2 separate regions of the Homo sapiens genome follow, and region 2 is linked to region 1. A link is an interaction called in ENCODE POLR2A ChIA-PET data of the cell type or tissue named here. Cell type or tissue: OCI-LY7. All regions are shown on one strand.

Region 1 (5,000 bases):
AAGAAATTTTCTGAATATAGAACTGTGCATTGAACAGTAATTTTCTTTCAGCATATTGAAATACCATTTATTTTCTTCTCACTTCTATATCGATTACTAAGAAGATAGCTGTCCATCTAATTGTGCTTCTTTCTCTCAGGCTACATTTAAGATCTTTTGGTCTTCTGTATTCTGTAGATGCATAATGACGTGTTTAGGTATAGATTTCTGTTTATTATTCTGTTTGACTTATTAAAGCTTTTGGATCTGTGAAATAGTGACTTTTTGGAACATTCCCACTATCTATTCAAATATTGCTTCTGCTCCATTCTTTTTAAAACTGATTAAGTTCATGTTAGACTTTTTGACTGTATCCCCTATGACTCTTAACGTTTTTTTTCTTATTCACTCTGGGATATATTCTGCATAACTTAATTGTTTTAATATGCTCTCTTTATATTGAATCTGCTGTTAACTGTATCCATAAAATTTTAAAATTTTCAGTTATTACATTTTACACTGCAGACATTCTCTTTTTTTTCTTAAACTCTACTTGTAATTTACTCATTTTCAAGCTTGTCTTTTATTTATTAAAGCATATTAAGCAAAATTATTTTATGTCTGAATATTCCAGTGTCTAAACTTTTCTCACGTCTGATTCTGCTGTGGTTTCTGTTTGTTCTAACCTGTGGGGTCTTATTTCCTTAATGTTTGGTGATTTGTATTGTGTCCTAATGTCTTAATTGTCCTCACATGGTAATTCTTAGAGGCCTGGAATAAAGAAAGTTTCCTCCAAAGAGGATTAGATTGTGTCAATCATCTGAAGATCTGGAGGCACTATTAGTCCACTACTACTTTACAGTTATTATTGGAGGTTTTGGAGACTACAAAACTGATATAAAATTAGGCTGCAAACCTGCTTGAAGACCACATTGTGAATACAGATTATCAGGAGAAATCCTTCCTATCTCCAGCGTGCTGAAATTGGAGACAGATAATTTTTCTTAGTCCTAATGGTTGTGTCAGCAGAAGGAGGGCCTTGAGTGTAAGTTGTCCAGGTTTTTGGCGTTTTGAACAAAGAATTAGACAAAACCCACAAAGTAACAAAAGAATGAAACACAGGAATTAAGTATCAAAAGCAGGAATTTATTAGAGAAAGCACTCCACAGTGTGGGAGTGGGCTCAAACAAGCGGCCGATGGGCCCCGTTACAAAGTTTTCCAGGTTTTAAGTACTCCTGTTGAGGTTCCTACTGTTACCCCTTATCTGGATGAAGGATTTGGTTTGTGGCTAAAGGCTGAGGTGAATGGGTGCCCTGTGCAGATGAAGGGATGGTCCCTGCTTGGCCCCAAGGCCAATCCAAGGCACTCTCCCTTTCCATCTGAGACATGGTGGAAGGGGAGGGTGGCAGGGACAGCAGCCTTTGATCCTTTGCTACTCAGGTGGTTGTAGGGAGATGGAATTTTACCTTTTGGTTTAGCTTTAGGAAGTTGGCCTGAATTGGCCTTAGATTCCCTGCCTCCAGACCCAGGTGTTTTCTCTTTTAGAAAGTTAGCATAAATTGACCTCAGATTCCGTGCCCCCAAATCTTGGTGTTTTTCCTTGATTCAGCACGAAATGGCCTTCAGTTCCCTGCCTCCAGACCCTATTCTCCTGCCTCAGTTGGGGAAATGTGTAAGTATTTCTAATTCACCCTTATACTAAAGGGTAGATCCTTGTGATTTCAGCATTGTGTGAAGTTCTACTCGTAGATATAAACTGTATTTTCCATCTTCTGTTGACAAGGCTGTGAAAACCCATGCTCAGGTTCATCCAGCTCAGCAAACGTCTCAAGGAAGAAGTCATCTCTCTGGGTTCTGCCTTCAATTAGTTTTTCTCCAGAGTGTTTTTTTCTCTCTCTTTCCAGATTAAAGACCTATTTAAGAAAACTTTAAAATATTTTTGGTTATTTTCAGTGAATTTTTTTCTTGTCTCTCCTTAATAATTTTTATTGGGTGGTTTGGCGTTTTCATCTGCAGATTCATTTTAAGTGGTATTTTTTTTCCTTTGCCTCTTTCTGTGCTCCCTCTTCCCTGTCTAGTAGTTCTGTGGTTTCTCCCCTCTAGTTGTCTAGGACTCTACTCCAAAATTATGCCTCAGTGGCTAGAAACTCCAGTCTCAAAGTGGCAGCTGGCTCAGCATCTGAAGCAGTATGTAGCTTTGCTCAGATTTCTGTGCAGTTTTCTCTTATGCCACCCCCAACCATGAAGTTATACAGGTTTACAGAAGCAGTAACCTCAGGCAGTGATCACAGCTGTTTTCACACAGAGACCCCAGCTGTACCATGGTTCCATGCCACATACATAGTGCTTTCGTTACATCAAAGGAGTAAAAACTCCCAGTGGCCCCTAGCTGCTTCCTGGACCTAGACATCGGCAGGGCTGCCGCTTTAGCCCCACCTTACTAGGTTGCCGCCTTCTGTTTCTGACCCAAATAAATGCTTATTTTGTATCTGGGCATGCATGAAACTGTCTTTTTCTTGTTAATTGAATCTATAATTCACATTTGTAGAGAAGGGGGAGAGTTCAGTGTTGAATTTACAGCACTCTTGACCTAAATTGTCCTCTTCACACATTTTTCTCAGTTTATTTTGTTGTCCTTTTTCTAGCTGCTTCATTTGGATGCTTAGTTCCTTTTGAATTATTCTTATTTTCTAAAAATGAGTTTAAGGTGAATATTTTGTATAGCTAACATTTACTAACCGTTTGCTATATGGCAGGCACCAAGCTAAAAGTACTTTACGTTGATTATTTGCTGTAATCTTCCCAAAAGCCTTATGAAGTAGAAACTGTTAGTATCTTAGTTTATAAATAAGAAAGTTGAGATACACAGTGAATAAGAAATTAGTTACGTGTAACCAAATAGGTAGTCTGACTCTCAAAAGCCTGGGCTTTTGACTAGGATTAGATATGTACCAATCACAACCAGTTAAGTGATGCATACATATATATAAAGAAAGACTTAATAGACGTTTTTCATTTCTCAGTTTCCTTCCTGCTACCCAATATAGCTAAAGGGCAATGTATTTTTTGTTTGTTTGTTTGTTGTTTTTTGAGACGGAGTCTTGCTCTGTTGTCCAGGCTGGAGTACAGCGGTGTGATCTTGGCTCACTGCAACCTCCGCCTCCCGGGTTCAAACGATTTTGCTGCCTCAGCCTCCCGAGTAGCTAGGATAACAGAAGCCTGCCACCATGCCCAGCTAATTTTTGTATTTTTAGTAGAGATGGGGTTTTACTGTGTTGCCAAGGCTGCTCTCTCTCGAACTCCTGACCTCAGGTGATCCGCCCACCTCGGCCTCCCAAAATGTTGGGATTACAGGCGTGAGCCACGGCGCCCGGCCAGTGCACCACATTTTGAACTGTTACCCAATTATCTATTCAAAAATAAATTTAAATGAAATACCTATTTTAAGCCACTAAATTTGTAGGAATTTGTCATGCAGCACAGAAAACAAATACAAACTGTTTCTGGTTTTTAGCTATTATAAGTTGCTTTGAACATCGCATGCAAGTCTGTGTATGGACATAAGCTCCGATTTACCTTTGGTAAATAGGAATAGGATGACTGGGTGGCATGGTAAGTATGCTTTTAATTCTTTAGGAAACTGCTAAACTGTTTTCCGAAGGGGCTTTTTGTTATATTCTCAGCAGCATTGTATGAGAGTTGCAGTTGTTTCCAAATTGTCACTAACACTTGGTATGGTCAGTCTCTTTAATTTTGTCCATTCTAATGGGTGTGTAGTGGTAAATCAGAGAATATGCTTTCCATAATTTTAGCCTTTGACATATATTAAGATTGTCTTTAGGGCTGAGTATATGGCCAGTTTTGGTAAATGTTTTATATGCACTTGAAACAAATATATATTCTGCAGTTGTTGGGTACAATATTCTACATATATCTGGTAGGTCAATTTTCTTAATTTTGTTATTCAGAACTTTTATATCCTAACTGATTTTGTTTGACTACTTGTTCTATCAATTACTGGATAAGGTGAGTTAAAATCTTCTACTCTGAATTCATTTCTTTTTTCAGGTCTTCAGTTTTTGCTATATTTCAACCACTGATAGTTTTTCTTTTTGAGAATATCACATAAATGAAATTGTTACAGGAAAGGCATCCCGATCCAGACCCCAAGGGAGGGTTCTTGGATCTCATTCAAGAAAGAATTCAGGGCGAATCCACAGTGCAAGGCAAAAGCAAGTTTATTAAGAAAGTAAAGTGATTAAAGTACAGCTACTCCATAGACAGAGTAGGGCATTCCCGAAAGTAAGAGGAGGAACACGTCCACCCTAGGTACGATACTTGTCTATATATATAGGATAAAAAAAATCATTGGGAGATGTGCTCTGCTACAAGGGTTTGTGATAAAGGATTAATTTTCTTAATTACTGTATTTTACAATAATCGATATTACCATTAAAGCAAAACTAGGAATGCTTCTCTTCTCAAGATAGCAGGATATCAGGACACTCCCAAGTCTGGATCTGTTTAGTAAACATTATCCATCTGTTCCCTTAACCGTAAACATCTAGAGGCTAGGAATACATTAGTTTCTAGGAATGCAGCCCAGCAAGTCCCAGCCTCAGTTTCCCAGCCCTCACTCAAGACGGAGTCACCCTGGTTCGAACACCTCTGACAGACTGATACATTATGTAACACTTTGAGACTTTGATTCAGCATAAGGTCTATGAGATTTGTACAAGTTGTTGCATGTATCAATAGTTCATTCCTTTTTATTACTGAGTAGTAATCCATTCTATAAATAATATGTTTATTCATTCACCATTAAAGGACATATGGTTGTTTCCTGTTTGATTATGAATAGAGTTGGTATAAACATTCATGTACATATTTTTGTGTGACCATATGTCTTAATTTCTGTTGTAAATACCCAGGAGTAGGATTGCTGGGTCAAATGGTAAGTGTATGTTTAACTTACAAGAAACCAGCAAGCTGCTTTCCAGAGTAGCTGCACAATTTGCAT
Region 2 (5,000 bases), 670 kb before region 1:
CTTCCCCATTGACCAGCCATCCAAATGACAGAGAAATAAAGGCTAGGATAAGGAAATACGGGTGACCATTGCTCTTGTATTCCATTAGGTAATTAGCCTCAGAGTGGTGTGTTCATTTATCACACTACCTGCCTTGGTGACTACTGGGTTTTGTTATGTTCACCATAATCACAGCCTGAAAAAATCGTCTTTGTATTTTAAATGTATTTTGTGCTTACTTACAGCTAACACTTTACAAGTACTGTATGTAGTACTTACTGCTTGGAAAACAAAGCGATTTCTAAAAAGTAGATTCTTCCCTTGTAATTTACAATTTTGCTATTACAAGCTTTCCTATGAGATCTAGAAGCTTGAAAAGTCTTGGTTATTATTAGAAATAAAGCAATGTTTATTTGGGGGAAAACCTAGAGAACAAAATTTCCCCTTTTAAAATGCTAGCTAGGCTATGGTCACAGATGGTCTCTGCTTACCACTGTAAGGTAAATGTGCAAAGCACACAGGGCTGCACGGAGGAGGCTGGACTGTGACCATAAACTGTTCAGATTTAGAGATCAAATATAACACCCACAAAGAGAAAATAAAAATAAATCAAAAAATGAGAGCAAGAGAAATGCTATACCAAGTAATATTTTCCTATTTCATGGAAAACGCTATTCATATGGCAAGAGGATAGGAGAGGGCAACAAAAGACTTTTCCCTTCCTTTTTAAGACACTAATAGGTATGCCGGGAATGCTAAGGGCCAATGGTTGTCACTGCTTTGTTCTCTGCACGTGAACCGCTTTAATGTATGCTGGCATCAGCTGAGTGTAGATCAGCTTTCCACATTAACTTTTTCCCTTTATATGTAGACCTTACAGTTTCATAACAATAAATAAAATTTGTAGTTACAATGCATTTGTCAATTCAGTTTAGGCACAAGGCAACTTCCACGGTGAGTGGAGAGATCGAGACAGTCTCTGATTGTGCAGAAGCGACACACTGCTTGCAACAAAAGATTTGTTGCAAACATCTCATGGGCTGATGTTCTATCTGATGAGCTTCCTATCTTCACTTCTGATGGAAGTGTTGACCAGTTGCTTTGATCGTAGGATTACATTTGAGTTTCTTGGTTCAAGTGTTTTGTTTTTTCTTCTCCCTCCTGTCAGGTTTGTGTCTTCAGATAATCTGAGTTGTCCAAGTCCTTATGAGGAGAGGTCACCTTCTATCTAGCCTACTGATAACTCTGGAACTGTGGCAGGGACAGCCAAGGGAGAGGACAATACCAGTTAGTACATAATTGTTAAAAATAAAACACCTTCCCCCTCCCACCAACAAAAAAATGCTGGTATTCCTCATCTATATCCAGGTCTGCACTAAATTTGTAGTCTGCTAAGTGACTTAATGAACTTTTTCCTTTTAAGGTATACTGAAATGGTTTTACTTGATGTGTATGGTAAGGTTTTTTGTTTGTTTCTTTTCAGACAGTGTCTTGCTCTATCACCCTCGCTGGAGCGCAGTGGCATGATCATGGCTCAACGCAGCCTTCAACTCCTGGGCTCAAGCAATCCTCCCACCTCAGTCTTTGAGTAGCTGGGACTACAGGTGTGCACCACCACACCCGGCTATATGGTAAGATTTTTAAAGGAGATCATGCGATTACAGAATCACAAACTATAGGCGTATAAAACAGCTGCCGCAATGATGCAAACCTTCATTTTAATAACACTCAAGTTGGCAATAACTGAGCTCTGAGGTGCTACTCATTCATTCCTCAGTAGTGAGACAATGGTAAAGCCCTCAATTTGCTGCTGCCTCCACTCAACCACAGTGTTAATAGTTTACATTTATTTCATCTAAACTGAGAGCACCTGAGGTCAGAGGCTACCTTGCATTCATTTTCATATTGGTCCCAGTTCCTGGTCCACAGTAGGTCCTCAACAAATGTTTGCTATTTATTAAGAATATTTTACTCTATTAGTACAAATTCTATACATACTTATGTTCCCAATATAATATATATAGCAGTAACTCTGAAATTTTCTACTTTAAATTTTTAATAAAATAGTTTTAGATAGAATCATAACTTTTACTTCCTTATTAAACAATAACCACAGTATTGTTTAGGTACACAGCAATGCTCTTAGGGACGGAAAACTAAGATATTCAAAGCTACTTGGCCTACATTACAGGATGGCAAATTTTTGTACGTTTATAACCAGTCATTCTGTGGTCATGTCTTAGCCATTTTGATTCTAGTAGCATTGTTCCTGCTGCCCTGTCTCTTGCTACTTTTAATCTGCTATCCAATTTATGAAACCAGATAACTATCTTTATGAAATTAGCAACCTTAACACATATTCTAAGATGACAAACACTAGCCTATACAATCTATGGAACAAAGTGCATTCACTACATGTCTCATATCTTGATGCCTTTTTAAACTTAAAAGAATTCTTGATCCTTTTTTGATAGGTGGGAATGCCCAAAGTTTAATTTTAACCTAAGTGGGAAAATTTCCACATTATAAAGAGATAAAGGTAGAGCTATGAGAGCAGTATGAAATAGAGAAGTAGTAAAAGCACAGGAAGTAAACAGAAGGAAACGAGATGAGAATAAGAAGACAAAGTTGAACGAGTAAGAGAGACTGAGAAGAAAACAAGAGGAAATGGGTAGAACTAACTAGAGCGAGACAAGAAAAATAAGACACAGGCTCCAAGAGAAGTGTTAGGGCAGAATGCCTAGTGCTCTTTTTCACAGCTTGGTGGTTATCTGGGACCTGAGCATAAGTTACCTCTCCCATCACTCTTCTTTGAAATAATCTATCAGTTTAGAAAGTCTCTTTTGCACTGAGAAATAGTGGCATGGTTTTATTTTAAAACTTCAAAGTTAATTTTTTGGCCGGGCTCAGCGGCTCACGCCTGTAACGCCAGCACTTGGGGAAGCCGAGGTGGTCGGATCGCTTGAGGTCAGGAGTTTGAGACCAGGCTGGGCAGCCTGGCGAAACGCTGTCTCTACTAAAAATACAAAAAAATTAGCTGGGCGTGGTGGTGTATGTCTGTAATCCCAGCTACTCAGGAGGCTGAGGTGGAAGAATTGCTCAAACCCAGGAGGCGGGAGTTGGAGTGAGCCGAGATGATCACACCATTGCACTCCAGCTCAGGCGACAGAGTCAAACTCCATCTCAAAACAAACAAACAAACAACAACAACAACAAAAAAATCCCAGAACAAACAAAAAAACTTCAAAGTTTATTTTTGAAGCAAAAATACTTACTGTTTCATAGTAGTCTATATTTTCTACAGAGTATGAAACAATGATCTAGGTTTTAGAGGATCTGTAAACTAGCTCTTGCCTAAAGTCCCTGACATGTACAATCTGTTAGATTGCTGGATACTTTTTGTGGGGGAGGTAGTTTGAGGTTTTCTCCAGTGTGCTAATGTTACAGTTATAACTGACTTACGAAATAACTGCCTTAACTCTTCTTTTCTTTTACCCTAAATGAAATCTTCTTTGTGGTCTGGTTTGACCCTATATGTAGTCTCATTTGACCCTATATGTAGTCTCATTTGACCCTATATATGTAGTGGCGGTAGGAACTAAAACCCTCAGGAAAAGGTGAGTTACTAATATTTGTAGTTTATCTATCAAACAATCTATCAAATTCCAGACTTTCAGTTCAAAATGAGACAGCCACGAAACTGACCAAATGAAACTGCACTTGATATTTTTTTCTGTTCCACACCCCGCACTCATCTGCCTTTACTTACTACCTTTAATCTGTTGATAAAATTGGGAAAAAAACTACATACTGCTGAAAGCAGATTATAAAAATGAAGTTACCAGCTGGGCGAGGTGGCTCATGCCTGTAATCCTAGCACTTTGGGAGGCTGAGGCGGGTGGATCACCTGAGGTTAGGAGTTCGAGACCAGCCTGGCCAACATCGTGAAATCCCATCTCTACTAAAAATACAAAAATTAGCCGGGCATGGTGGTGCACACCTGTAATCCCAGCTAGTCTACTCGGGAGGCTGAGGCAGGAGAATTGCTGGAACCTGGGAAGCAGAGACTGCAGTTAGCTGAGATCGTGCCACTGCACTCCAGCCTGGGCAACAGAGCGAGACTCTGTCTTGAGGAAAAAAAAAAAAAATCACAAGGAACTGAATTATGTTTAGTCCATGAAAAGGAAGATATAAAGAACAGTCTTTGAACAAGTAAAATTCCACCAGAGAGAAGGGCATTCTGGCTCTAACATATATAATAACTTCCCATTCATTAATAGATTCTAGAGGGTGTTAACTGATGTGCTTGCAAGTGGGGAAGAAGCATCATATCATAAACTTGCATTATTGATCCAAATACAAGTGATAACTTTTTCATGTATAAAGGCTTCATGACAAAAAGCTAGATAATTGGCAGAAAACTGGTTGATGATATAGTCAGCATTTCTGAATAAAGAAATGAAGAACATGAGTGGTAACAAGAGCGTTTTCTGACGGTTGAGTCATTGTACTATTTCTTCTTGGATCAGGAAGATACTCATGTAAGAGAGTACACATGATGACTCCGAACAGAAGAACCAAAGTCACAAGATACTGCCACACTTTGAAGAAAATGGCAATTTGCTATAAAATGACACTGGCTCTCTAAGTCTGATAATGTAACAGAAAGACAAACTGTTATATTTCAAATTACATGTGACCTTTACAATGGCCACTGCTCACTAGAGAATTCTGTTCAAAGATTCTAACCCAGTTTAAGATGAATCTTAAGGTTATTTCCTTGCTGTTTCTTTTCAAACCCGTACTTACCTGGCTGATGTTTACATATGACCCATAGGGTTGGTAGTTTCACTAAGCCCAGGATGGGTTCCTGGCAGTGTGGTTGGCGGCTCTGCCGATACGGCAGAAACTTTTTCTTCTTCCCTTCTCTTAAGGCAGGCTGCTTTGGGGTTAAGGTTCCTCTCTAAAACAGGGGGAAAGAATTTTTATCACTATGGTTTTAAGTTATGAATTAGGTCTCA

The links. ChIA-PET counts read pairs that join two places held together with the same protein. Peaks named below come from ENCODE experiments on the same cell type or tissue, not always from the same donor. Only the 100,000 strongest peaks of a DNase experiment are listed, where the experiment ranks them.
Region 2: POLR2A ChIA-PET joins it to region 1 with 6 read pairs; 2 of 35 experiments call an interaction of 5 or more read pairs at or near these places.

What each region holds. Positions count from the first base shown.
Region 1 is chr15:56,611,320-56,616,319 of GRCh38, reverse strand. No RefSeq gene overlaps it. Among named protein-coding and RNA genes, the nearest start is that of ZNF280D, 120 kb to the left of the region's middle. In OCI-LY7, no CTCF peak of the experiment used is centred here; a DNase peak (open chromatin) is centred at 2,309; H3K27ac peaks cover 1,596 bases.
Region 2 is chr15:57,282,387-57,287,386 of GRCh38, reverse strand. It overlaps TCF12 (transcription factor 12), which reads right to left. Exons shown (of 21, transcript NM_207037.2): 20 at 4,789-4,942; 21 at 1-1,230. The coding sequence ends at 4,800. Among named protein-coding and RNA genes, the nearest start is that of SNORD13D, 6.2 kb to the right of the region's middle. RefSeq lists an enhancer at 2,549-2,608. In OCI-LY7, no CTCF peak of the experiment used is centred here; a DNase peak (open chromatin) is centred at 2,646; H3K4me3 peaks cover 847 bases; H3K27ac peaks cover 1,565 bases.